Regions from separate parts of the Homo sapiens genome. Here region 1 is linked to region 2. Evidence: chromatin contacts called from ENCODE Hi-C or POLR2A ChIA-PET data. All regions are on one chromosome and are shown on one strand. Each heading gives the region's core, a stretch centred on a gene start or an enhancer-like site at or near the end of the contact. The rest is flanking DNA. Distances are from core to core; before and after follow the strand shown.

Evidence for each region. Hi-C counts contacts between places; a loop is a spot of excess contacts on that map. ChIA-PET counts read pairs that join two places held with the same protein, here RNA polymerase II (POLR2A). Pooled maps may share reads with other maps.
Region 1: a loop to region 2 is called in a pooled map, with 3 times the contacts of the local background. The contact joins two enhancer-like sites. A Hi-C loop is called at or near these places in 8 of 168 maps with a recorded cell type or tissue (B cell, Calu3, GM12878 and 4 more), 6 of 37 single-sample maps with no recorded cell type and 17 of 50 pooled maps. POLR2A ChIA-PET finds 5 or more read pairs at or near these places in 11 of 52 experiments (A549, AG04449, GM12878 and 8 more).

What each region holds. Positions count from the first base shown.
Region 1 is chr14:76,932,765-76,939,268 of GRCh38, forward strand. No RefSeq gene overlaps it. Among named protein-coding and RNA genes, the nearest start is that of LINC01629, 24 kb to the right of the region's middle. RefSeq lists enhancers at 2,066-2,664, 2,665-3,262. Within about 2 kb of position 4,632, at least 13 of the 41 ENCODE cell types and tissues checked have a DNase peak (open chromatin) inside an H3K27ac peak, as active enhancers do.
Region 2 is chr14:76,879,642-76,885,883 of GRCh38, forward strand. No RefSeq gene overlaps it. Among named protein-coding and RNA genes, the nearest start is that of LRRC74A, 56 kb to the left of the region's middle. RefSeq lists an enhancer at 4,589-5,406. Within about 2 kb of position 3,224, at least 2 of the 41 ENCODE cell types and tissues checked have a DNase peak (open chromatin) inside an H3K27ac peak, as active enhancers do.

The DNA of each region.
Region 1 (6,504 bases), core at 3,382-5,881, 55 kb after region 2:
TCCTCCTGCCTCTGGGCCTCTCCAAAGAGCTCCCTCTCCCCCTACCTGCAATCTCAGCTTGTTTCCTTTCGTCCCTAGCTTGGGCCACTCACCGGCTCTTCTTCTCTCTGGACTGCTATTTGCTTCTGTAACTGGGTGATTTGCATGCACTTGTCGTTTGGGGATGCATTTGTGGACACCGTCTTGGTGGAACAGTTGTGCCGAGCTGGGTGTCAGCAGGAGAGTGGCCCCCAGAGGGGTGGGAGGCAGCTGTGGAGAGCAGTAAACGCTCACCCCCAGGAGATTTTCATCAGCCTGAGAGCCTGTGCTCCCTCTCCACCCAAAAGCAACACCTCAGGTGCCCCCTTGGGATTTGCAAGGGAAGGGGATACCTCAGCCCCTGAGACTTGTTGCTGCCAGAGGACAAAGTGGCGTGAGGAGGAAGCCTCTCTCCTGGGGAGTCCTGCCATGGGAAAGACTCCTCTTGAGGCTGCTTGAAGCCCACCTGCAGGCAGAAAAAAGAAAGGCCTGGGATGCCTTGGCCTTCAGAGGGCTGGGGAGCAAAAGCAGAGAGGGTCTGCTCCAGGCAGCGCTGGGTGACAGAATTACCCGTAGCCCCAGGGCCCAGCTGGAGGGACTTTAATAGAATCTGTATTCCTCACCTGGCCCCTTTTCTCCTACGCGCTGTGGGGAGGCGAGCCCAGAACCAGCAAAGGCCTGTCTGTACCTACAGTGCCCATGTTAGCAGCAAGGCCCAGCCTCAAACTCCTGGCCCTATTTCCATCTGCCATCTGGTTGTCACCCAGGAATCTCAAACTCAGCATCTTCCCCACTATCCTCCTGCACCAAAGCTTCCAGGGCCTCTCTTCTGGATTGGAGGCACCCTATCTGCCTGGTACCCAGTAGCCACACCCACACCAGAAACTCGGGAGTCTCCTTTGATGCCTCTTTCTCTGTTGGTGGCCACCCACACAGAACGTCACCAATAGTGATTGTTTCGACCTTCTGAACAGCTCTCCTGCCTCCTACCCCTACCCAGGCCCTCTGGTCACCCAGCCTCTTGCACCTGCACTACTCTGCCAGTCCCCTAACTCGTCCCCTTAACTCACCCCGTGTCCCCTCCTTCCCAAATCACATGGTGACCAACAAGCTTTAGAAGCAGAGACATCCATCAAGTGGGAACAGTACTTAAAAAAAAAAAAAAAAAGTACGGGCCAGGCACAGTGGCTCGCACCTGTAATCCCAGCACTTTGGGAGGCTGAGGTGGGCGGATCATGAAGTCAGGAGTTCAAGACCAGCCTGGCCAACATGGTGAAACCCCATCTCTACTAAAAACAAATACAAAAATTAGCTGGGCGTGGTGGTGGGTGCTTGTAATCCCAGCTACTCGGGAGGCTGAGGCAGGGGAATCATTTGAATCCAGGAGGCGGAGGTTGCAGTGAGCTGAGATCATGCCATTGCACTCCAGTCTGGGCGACAGGGCGAAACCCCGTCTCAAAAAAAAAAAAGAGAGATAGAAAAATAAATGAGCTAGGCGTAGTGGTGGCACATGCCTGTACTCTCAGCTACTCGGGAGGCTGAGGCAGGAGAATCGCTTGAACCGGGGAAACAGACGTTGCAGTGAGCCAAGATCACACCACTGCACTCCAGCCTGGGCAACAGAGCCGAGACTACGTCAAAAAAAAAAGGAGGCAAATACATAATAAATGGTTTGTTGATCTCCCATGACAATACAATAAAACTATCTATGATTTGCTCACACTTAAATCCGATCTTGTCTCTCTCCTGTAAAATCCTTCCACGGATTCTCATGGAACTCAGGAAAAAAAGTGCAGCTGTATAACTTTCAGGCCTTTTGTAACCAGGCATTCTCTTGCCCACCGGGGACAAGGCAGTGAGGACAGGCGGTACCTTTTCCACTCATACCTACTCCAAATCCATCCTTATAGATGTACTGATTTACTTTCTTCTCCTTCTTCTTCTTCTTCTTCTTCTTTTTTTTTTTTTTTTTTTTTTTTTTTTTTTTGAGACGGAGTCTTGCTTTGTCACCCAGGCTGGAGTGCAGTGGCATGGTCTCGGCTCACTGCAACCTAAGCCTCCCAGGTTCAAGCAATTCTCCTGCCTCAGCCTCCTGAGTAGCTGGGACTACAGGCATGTGCCACCACGCCCAACTAATTTCTTTGTAATTTTTAGTAGAGATGGGTTTTCTCCATGTTGGCCAGGCTGGTCTCAAACTCCTGACCTCAGGTGATCCGCCTGCCTCAGCCTCCCAAAGTGTACCTTCTTTTGACTCTTAAATGATACTCCTTGACCCCTAAGTTTTCCCCAATTCTCAAACTTCCAAGCAGCTGGAAGTGCCCCACCCATCCTGATAAGACATCTCTGGAAGCTCCCTCAGTTTCCCGCCAAACCTCCCTTCTACTTTGCTTGCCAGTGCCAGCAACTCTGTGAAGATATGATGGGTGGCCATTGCCTCCAGTCGCCCTAACAGAAGGCCAGGCCTGGGGCAGGGCCCAACCCTTCTGCCCAGTCTGCAAGCCCTGGGCTGCTACTGATGCCACAGAGAGGCCAGAGCCAGGAGCTGGGCTCAGCACAAGAATGGCGAGTCCCTCAGCCCAGTGGCCCAAGGGCAGCACCAAGCCCTCGCCTCCACTCCAGCCCCTGTCTCCCCTCTGTTTTGCATTCCAGGCCCATTCCCCACTTTGACGAAACAGTAACCATTTTCTAGCTGCCCCATGCTCTTCTTTGCATTATTCATGGGCTCCGGTCTCTTTGCTACCAGCAGGCACAGGCTGCTCTCCTGCTGCATTAAGGGAGTAAAAAGGTACAGGCCCTGGTGAAACAGCACCCCCTCCCTTCCCTTCCCACTTGCCCTTTTCTTCGCTGCCCTTTTCCTAAGTCAGGAGGGTGAAGAAGAGGGTCTGTGATGGCCCTGCACACCCCTCGGGGCCACTGAGAGCCCATGGTTATTTGCTGCTTCTCATCTGGACCCAGTGCCTGCTCCATGGGCCTGGCTCTGGAGAGGTTTCGGGAGAGCCAGCAGATGAGCTTGGGAACAGCCCTTCCTGCAGAGGAGATTCAGGTTTCTCCCGCCCAGCTCTGCCAGCCCCCAGCCCACAGCCCTGAGCTTGCCTCACTCATCTCTTAAGTGAAAAAAGGTCACATGGGGACCACTAGATCTGAGCAGACCAGAAGGACATGTCCTCTTGGTCCTGTTCCTGCTCCCTTGGCCTTGCAGTCTTTTTTTTTTTTTTTTGAGATGGAGTTTCGCTCTTGTTGCCCAGGCTGGAGAGCAGTGGTGTGATCTCGGCTCACCGCAACCTCCGCCTCCCAGGTTCAAGTGATTCTCCTGCCTCAGCCTCCCGAGTAGCTGGGATTACAAGCACCTGCCACCATGCCTGGCTAATTTTGTATTTTTAGTAGAGACAGGGTTTCTCCGTGTTGGCCAGGCTGGTCTCAAACTCCCGACCTCAGGTGATCTGCCCACCTCAGCCTCCCAAAGTGTTGGGATTACAGGTGTGAGCCACTGCGCCCAGCCCAGTCTTGCTGTCTTCTTTACTCAACCAGGGCAGGTGACAGGGACCTTAGACAGCTCACGATGCTGGGCTTTCTTGCCTCCTTCCCTAGTCTTCCACCTGCAATCCGGCAACTTCTCCCTTTGCCAGGAAAGGATGCTGAACGGGAACATTCACCATTGGTTGGACACAAAGCTGGCTTTCCTTTCATCACCTAAGATGCCATCAGCGGCCTGCTGTCTGGCCTAGTCTTCCCCAACCCATCCCCAGGCTGGCCCTTCAACCCCAGCTAAGTTCTGAGGGCCCCAGGTTGGGTCATAGCCTCCATCCCTAGAGGATGGAAGCAGGCTCGAGGCCACCTCCTCTGAGGCTCCCCAGCTGCCTGCTTCAGTGACCCCGCATGGCTTCCCTGTGGGATGCAGACCAAAGGTTCTGGATGGGGCCCAACGGTGCTGGGTAGGCTGTCAGGATTACTGAGCTGTAGTGCTCTGTTGTGCAGTCACTTACTCATCATATTTATTCTTTTTTTTTTTTCTTCTGAGGCAGAGTCTGGCTCTTTCGCCCAGACTGTAGTGCAACAGCACAATCTCGGCTCACTGCAACCTCCCTCCCGGGTTCCAGTGATTCTTGTACCTCAGCCTCCTGAATAGCAGGGATTACAGGTATGTGCCACCACGCCCAGCTAATTTTTGTATTTTTAGTAGAGATGGGGTTTTGCCATGTTGGCCAGGATGGTCCCAAACTCCTGACTTCAAGTGATCCACCAGCCTTGTCCTCTTAAAGTGCTGGGATTACAGGCGTGAGCCACCGTGCCCAGCCCACATCTATTCTTTCAACAGCTCTTCGAGGCAGGGGATATTTATCCCCTCTTCACAGATAAAGAAACAAAAGCTCAGAGAGGTTAGCACGAGCAAGGTCACACAGCCAGCAAACGGCAGGGCTCAGATTCTCTAACAACTCCGGCACAAGGGGTCTCTTCCATCAGCGCTCCCCACCTGACCCCCAGTCCTCCCTGCCACCTTTCCCAGGGCCGGTGCAGGGGGCTGAGGGTGCCACGCCCAGCTGGCTGGAGATGCAGCAGCTCTGCCTGCCCCTGAAGGACCCAACTGCGAATCAGCAGCCTGGTATCCAGGCAACCAGTCTCCCTGGCTTCAGATAAGCAGAAACAGCTGGGAGCTGCTGAGGCTGGAACACCATCAGGGAAGGGAGGAGGAGCCCACCAGCCAGTCAGCGTGTTATTTTAACACGTTGTTATTCTTACCCTCTCAGACCTTGGCTTGACTGGGCCCTTTCCCCCAAGCTTATCCTTGCCACTGCCACAGGGGAGGGGTCTCCAGGGGTTCCACCTAGCCCTGAGCCTGGCACAATTGAGGTGACGTAAGGGGAGAAATGTTGGCAGTCCCTCTTTCCGTGAGCAAGGGAGAAAAGGAAAGTTGGCCAAAGGCTGCCAAGATTAAGAGGCTCTGGGGTGACTTCATAAGCAGAAGTAGTTGAGTTTCACCTTTTGGAGCCTCCAGGCCTCAATGAGAGGTTTTCCACCCCCCTATACCAGGCTAGCTGAGTACAGGTTCAGCTGGATAACCCCATCCAACACCCATGATGGCAGCAGCAACTGGGCTGGGGGTGAAGGAAGCCATGGGGACACGTGGACTGTCAGACAAGCGAGGTCTGGCTCAGCCCCAACTCTGCTGACGACAAGTTTGGCCACGCCTCTCTGAGCCTCAGTTTCCTCATCCATAAAATGGAGACAATCATGCATACCCTGCTGGCTGGAGGTGGAAAGTAAGTGAGGAAGGCCTGTGAAATGCCGGGCATCATGTCTGACACAGTGGGTACTAACATGGTTCTCCTCCCCTCCTCATGTTGGGGCCTGCCCTGCCTGGCCTGGCCACCTCTCTCACACAGGATTCTGAACTCTCCAGGGCTATTTCTGTCTCCTGTTCTAAAGGTCAGTGACTTTCCTGGGATATGGCAGCTGCTGCCTCTTTTCCACCTCTAAGTGGCATTAATCCCATGCCAGGGGGACAGTGGTTGCCCCAGATGGCTTTCCCCATCCCCTGCCTTTATCCAGAACTGGCCCAGGCATGTCCACCCTCTCTTCTACACATAGACCCCCAAGGCTACCGCCAGGCCTGGAGCTTGGCCATTTTTGACTGACTCATGACCAGAATATTCCACCGTTCCTTCAGCACTGGGCCCACCAAGGCTCTTCATTGACTGCCTTGGCCTCTCTCCCTAGCGCCAGCTCCAGGTGATGCCCGGCCCTCCCTAAGGGCTGATGGACTTTTCCCACAAGGAGGCTTGGAGAACAGGACAGGAAGAGAAAGCGTGCCCACCCTGCTGGGGAGCCTCAGAGGCACACTCCCCTCCTCTCCTCCAGGGACTGGCAGGAGGGGATTACCTTGCCTCAAAGTGTCCCTTATCCCAGAATTACTGCCCACTTTCACCCCTGTGCTGGGGGGAGCAGGGAGAGCTGCCAGTGAGTGACATTCACCTGTAACAAGAGCCCAGAGCAGGCTGGGTGCGGTGGCTCACGCCTGTAATCCCAACACTTTGGGAGGCCGAGGCGGGCAGATCACCTGAGGTCGGGAGTTTGAGACCAACCTGACCAACATGGAGAAACCCCGTCTCTACTATAAATACAAAAAATTAGCAGGGCGTGGTGGCACATGCCTGTAATCCCAGCACTCGGGAGGCTGAGGTAGGAGAATCGCTTGAACCCAGGAGGCGGAGGTTTCAGCGAGCTGAGATCACACCATTGCACTCCAGCCTGGGCAACAAGAGGAAAAACTGTCTCAAAAAATAAAAATAAAAAAATTTAAAAAAAGAAAAAAAAAAAAGAAAAACACCAAGAGCCCAGAGCAGAGCACTCTGCAGCCTGACAGCAACTAAAGTAGGCTGGGGAGGGGTGTGGCCTTCAGGAGGCTCAGGCCCCATCAGTACCCAAAAGCACACCCGCCTTGGGATTGGCCCATCCTGCCAGCACTGGCGACATTGATGGAGTGGTTTC
Region 2 (6,242 bases), core at 1,974-4,473:
AAGCAAAAAGGTGGCCCCGCAAAGTCTTTCCCAAAAACAGTGGGGGTGGGTGGGCAGTGCGAGGACAGCACAGGTGGGCCCCAAGTGTCTGATTGACAACAAAGGAGGGGGGCAGGCACTAAACTCCGACTCTCCCAACAGGACCCCACTCTAGTCTTTGGTTGTCACTGTCACACCAGAACTCAAGGACTCTCTGTCTAGCTGGGAGGAAATCAGAGGTAGGAGACACTGGGCAGAAGTCATCAATCTCATGGTCTCCAAGACTAGGGCAGTTTCTCCTACAACCCCTCCTGCCCACTGGTGTGCCCACATCGCCAGGAAAATGGCTCCAGCCGTAGCAGTGGGCATCGGTCATGTAGCAATTCCCTTATCAGTGCTGCCTCATAAGCGTCAGGTATAGTGGATGAAACACTGGGCTTAAAGACCTGGTTCCAGCCCGTGTTCCCCCTTCCCCAGCTCTACAACTCCACACCCTTCACATCTGAGCTCAGTCAGTACCTCCTCCAGGGAAACCTTCCCTAACTTCTCAGTATGGCTTAGTGAAGACTCTTAGATCAGTGCTTCTCAGTGGAGGGTGGGCTGGGCACCTTGACTCACACCTGTAATCCTAGCACTTTGGGAGGCCATTGTAGGAGGATTGCTTGAGGCCAGGAGTTCAAGACCAACCTGATGAGGGTGATTTCACTTCCCTCCCCAGCAGGACATTTGGCAATGTCTGGAAGTGTTTTGGGCTGTCATAGCTTGGAGGAGAGGTGTAGGGGTGCATCCAGGGGCTAGAGGCCAAGGACGCTGCAAAACTTCCTGCCCTCACAGTAATTTTTTAGGCCAGAATGTTGATCATTCTGTGGTTGAGAGCACCTGTTCTAGATAAAGCAGGGGCAGATAACCTCTTTCCAGCTCCGTGCCATTTCCTCTGTCCTGTTTTCTACTGATACAGAACTGAGAATGCAGGCTACTCCATTTCCCAGCCTCCCTTGTAGCTATCCATGCCCATGTGACCTAGCTGAGCCAATTAGATGTAACAGGATGTCTGATGGGAGCTTCTGGGAAAGCTTTTCCTTCTTGATAAAAGGAACAGGTACAGGAGAGCCTGCCCTTCCACTCTGGTTTTCAATAAGCGGATATAATGCTCGGTATTGTGGCATCACCAAAAGCATTGAGGATGGCTGAGCAGAAAGATGGGATGAGGCAGTCTCGCTAGGCAACACTGTCCCAATCCCCTCCCTGTCAAGTGAACCAATAAGCATCCTATGTCACCAAGCAAGGTGGCTCATGCCTGTAATCTCAGCATTTTGGGAGGCTGAAGCAGGAGGATTGCTTGAGCCCAGGAGTTTGAGACCAGCCTGGGCAACATGACAAAACTCCATCTCTACACGAAGTACAAAAATTGGCTGGGCATGGTGGTGAGCACCTGTAGTCCCAGCTACTCAGGAGGCTGAAATGGGAGGATTGCTTGAGCCCAGGAGATCAAAGCTGCAATGAGCCGAGATCACGCCACTGCACTCCAGCCTGGGCCAGAGTGAAACTCTGTCTCAAAAAAACAAACAAACAAACAAACCCACAATCACATCCTATGTCTAGGATGAGTTGATTTCTCTGTTACTTGTAGCCAAAAGCCCCCTAGGACATTCGGGCCCCTCCATGTGTCCCTGCACACTAGCATCCCTCTGTGATTGTTGTCTGCTGGCATGTTTTCCTCCCCTACTGGCCTGGCAGCCCCTTGAGTCCAGGGCTGTGCTTCCCCTGGTGGATCTGCCTACTTAGCGTGGGACAGAGGAGAGGCTCAGAGAGGATTCTAATGAATACATTTAAAGGACAGTGAGACCGCTCTCAGCAGCCCAGCTGTGGGGTTTCCTGAACGCCTCTCTGGCAGACACACCGCCCCAGTAGGCTGGCAGTGCCTGGTGTAAATATGTCTGGGGTGAACACCCTCAGATGCTTGAGACAACAGAAGTGTTGGCCTGGAGGCTGAGGTTCCAGCAAAACTGTGAAAGCAGATGATCCAGCTGCACCGTGAAAGCCAAGGACTGAATTGCTCCATGGAGCAAGATTGGAAGCACGCTACAAATGTAGTTATTTCTTCCAGGAAAGGCCTCCCTATTGAAGCCCTCCCTGCTACCCAGCCCATGCAGGGCCAGACTCCTCCAGCTGCCCATGACCCCTGCCTTACGGGGCTGGGGAAGTAAGAAGCCACCCAGGAACCAGCTGGCCCAGTGAGGTCTTCCATGGAGGAGGGACCTTCCCAAAGCCTCAGGAGTGGGGACTCTTGATAGGGGGACGGAGAAGGGGAGACAGGGTGTCCTTCCCCCTTTCCCTAAGCTCCTTCCATGAAGTCAAGGCCAGTGCTATCTGCTTTCCAGCCTAGACTGGGTGCAGGGCTCTATCTGGGTCTGTTCCCAGGACCTTCACCAGCCTTCCAGAAGTTTGTCAAGAGAGACCTCGGGTGACAGTGAGGTAGTGTGCGCAGTGGTTTAGCGCACAGGCTCAGGATCAAGCTGACCTGTGTTGGGATCCTGACCCAATGGTCTCCTTTCTTCCCGTATTACCTATGGAGGTCCTATTATGTGCCAGGCACTGTGCGTAGCACCAGAGTCACGATGTTGAACATCGCATTGGCCAGACATAAATGCACATGGCAGCTCTGCTCAGTGACACAGAGCTTAGAGCCTTAATCAGGGAGGTGCACATTACACAAGTAGCCCCCATACATTCCCACTGTGACGACCCCCACATGTGGGCGACATAGTGGCTCTGTGGGCTGGAAGCAGTGGCTCGATTATCTGAATCTCGTTATTATAATAAGAGGACCCCTCTCCTTGGCTTTTGTGAGGATAGGTGCAGGAGGTGCCCCGAGACCACTTTGCCCCTCACCAGGCCCTGACTAAGTGCTCCCTGGTAGGAGGGGTGGTGGGTCTTATGGTCCCTGAAGCTGGTGGCAGACCTGGAAGCCTGGACCATTGGCTGCATCCTGCGGGGCCTGCCAGGGCAGAGTGGTCATTCCACCTTCCCCAGGGCCTGGCCTTTCTCTGCTATTGGAGAGATCATTTCCAGACCCTGTGGATGGCCTGCCTGCTTCTGCTTCCCCTGACTTCAGCCCAGCTGGGGCTGCCAGAGTCAAGCAAATCCTGGATCCCAATCCAAAGCCCTGGCCTCTCCCTCGTTCAGGGAACTGAACAGCCCAAGGGTGGCCATCCTGCCTGGTTGCTGGTGGAGCCAGCTGCTATGCATCGGCTGCAAAGAACAAAGTGCCCCAGCTGTGGCTGCAGGGAGGCCTGGCCTGGAACTGGCAAAGTGCCCCCAAAATCCGCTGGCTCCCTCCCCTCAGGAACGCTGGCGCTAATGGGTAACAGAAGGCCAAGGCAGGGACTTCTCCCTGGCCCACCAGGAACACTGAGACTAACAGATCCTGGGCAACGCAGGGGAAGCCCTGGACTCAGCCACCACCATCAGCCCTCCCTTGGCCAACTGGGATGGGTGGGACTGCATGGGATCGGGAGGCCCCAGTCCTCCCCGTTGCCTCAGTTTCCCCGGGAAGAAGGTCGAGATGGAGCATTAGACACTTCCACTGAGGAGACTGTGAGAAGCGAAGGAGAGGGTAGGGTGGAGGTCCGCTCAGACTTGCCTTCCAGCCAAGGTCTCCACCGCATCTATGGTCCAGGAGAGAGACGGCGAGGCCGAGGAGGGCCTAGGGCTTTCCGGGGGCAGGGCCAGTTTTGTGGGTGTTCAACCTGTGTGGTCACACGAGGCTCCGCACATGGAAGGATCGGCCACTTGGCTTCATGCTCTGTTGTCTCCGTCTTGAAATTCTTAACAATTTTTTAACAAATGGCCCACACATTATCTAGCAGACCCCATCTAGGGTGAGGACATTTATACACAAAGGGCCTTCCTGTCTGGGAAACAGAATCGGAGGGTGTTGGAACAGACAACCCATCCTTCTGCCCCGCCCCAACCCCCACCTCTCCACAGCTGGAAGGAGAAAGATGAAGAACCCAGCAGGGCCTCCTTTCGAGGTTGGCCAGGTGGCACGTGGGTTTCCGGAAGAGAGGAGAGAGAGGAAACAGCCCTGACCTCCACAGGCTGCAGGTGGGGTCAGGAAGAAAGAAGGGCAGGGGCCAGGGGAAGATAGGCCCCTCCCTGCCAAGGCCCTCCATGGGTGGTGGGCAAGCAGGTGAGCCACTTCAGCTAGAACTCGCTGTTGGAGGAGGCTGCAGGTCTGAGGTGGGCACAAGGGGAGTGTGAGGCGGAGGGTGGCGGTGGTGAGGCCTGGAGCCAGGATAAAGCTCTTCAGGGCCTCCGCCAGCAGGGCCAGCCCAGGCCCGCTCTGACCTCTGGTCTTATTACAGAAAAGGGGTCCCGATGCAGACCCCAAGAGAGAGTTCTTGGATCTCGCGCAAGAAAGAATTCAGGGGGACTCCGCAGTGCAAAGCAAAAGCAAGTTGATTAAGAAAGTAAAGGAATAAAGAATGGCCACCCCATAGACAGAGCAGCCCTGAGGGCTGCTGATTGCCCATTTTTATGGTTATTTCTTGATAATATGCTAAACAGAAGGTGGATTATTCATGCCTCCCCTTTTTAGACCATATAGGGTAACTTTCTGACGTTGCCATGGCATTTGTACACTGTCATGGAGCTGGTGGGAGTGTAGCAGTGAGGACGACCAGAAGTCACTCTTGTCGCCATTTTAGTTTTGGTGGGTTTTGGCCGGCGTCTTTACTGCAAACTGTTTTATCAGCAAGGTCTTTATGACCTGTATCTTGTGCTGACCTCCTATCTCATCCTGTGACTTAGAATTCCTAACCGTCTGGGAATGCAGCCTAGTAGGCCTCAGCCTCATTTTACCCAGCTCCTATTCAATATGGAGTTGCTCTGGTTCACACCCCTTTGACAGTCTCAGCCAGTAGGCAATTCAGAAACTCCCCCAGCAGGCAGCCGGCCGGGTGCCTTGCTCCTCCAGCATGGGCCCAGCTGACTCCTGGTTTCCACCTCCTGGATGCGGCCGGCTGCTCTTGTGGCTCTCCTGTCCCTCACAGTTGGGCCAGGGTCAAGCAGTGCTGGGACATAAGCTGGCAGGAGGGGAGTGGGCCCCGGGTCCCAGACCAGGGCTGGAGAGGATCTGGGCTCCACAGAAGAGGGTGGGAAGGGAACCCCACCCTGTGTAGGAGGCAGGGAGAGTGGAGATGCAGCCCAGGGGATCTGCCTGAGGCCCAGCCCAGACACTGGCCCGACTCTCGGAAGCCAGACCACCCCGTCTGCCTTCCCTGGCAGAGCCGGACCAGGCTGGAGCCACAGTCCCTGGGCAGGGCACACTCAACATCCGCACCCTGGTTCCCTGAGGCTGAGGGCTGGACCAGCCAGACGCCTTCCTTTGCACCTCCAGGACCCAGGCTGCGAATCCCTTCCATTCAAACGCCCATGTTCCCGGGAGGCCGGGAGAGGGTGGGCTCAGGTCAGAATTTCATTCCTCACACTCGTCAGAGGTTTGTGAAAAGCCAGCCCAGAGGAAAGCCCAGAGGGCAGGGCGGGGGAGGAGACTGAAGGGACCGGCTGCGGGAGACAGGAAGGGTGGACCAACCCAGCACTTCCACACTGGGCCTGGGCAGGCCTCATCCCCAGCCCCACCTCTGCCTTCTCCTTCCCATTCCCAGCTCAGGCTCCTGGGCCCCTGGCACTTCCACAGCCCCTCCTGGTTTCCGGAGGTTTGCCGAGGCTGCTGCTCTGTCGCTGCCGTCCTTTCACGTATCCTCTCATTTTCACAGACAGGGAAACTGAGGCCCGAAATGTCAGTTGAGGCCAACAGCTAAGTGACAGGGCAACAACCCAAATGCCCAAGCCTTCTGCTGCCAGCTTCCCAGAGCCCTCTGGGCTGGGTGGCAGTGGCACAGAGCGATGTGGAGCTCTGGAGGCAGATCCCGGCTCTGCCACTCCCTGGCCTCAGGACCCCGGGCAACTCAGGGCAGCTTTCTCACCTGTAAAGGAGGAACTCATGGCCCCCTCCCAGGGTGACTGAGAACACAGGCTTCCGTAAGGATGAGGAGGGGCCGGGCACTCCTGGGTCATAGGAAGTGCTCAGCCAGTGGATACCACCCCTTCCACGGCAGAGACTGCCCATGCCTAACACATTTCCACTGCCATTGGCAATCCCAGGCTCGTTTCTCAGACTCAGGTATTTTCAGGCTAGAAAGGACCTGGAAACGTGTCCTTGGAAGAGCTCTGGACCCGTGTTTTTCCCTAAGCAGCTG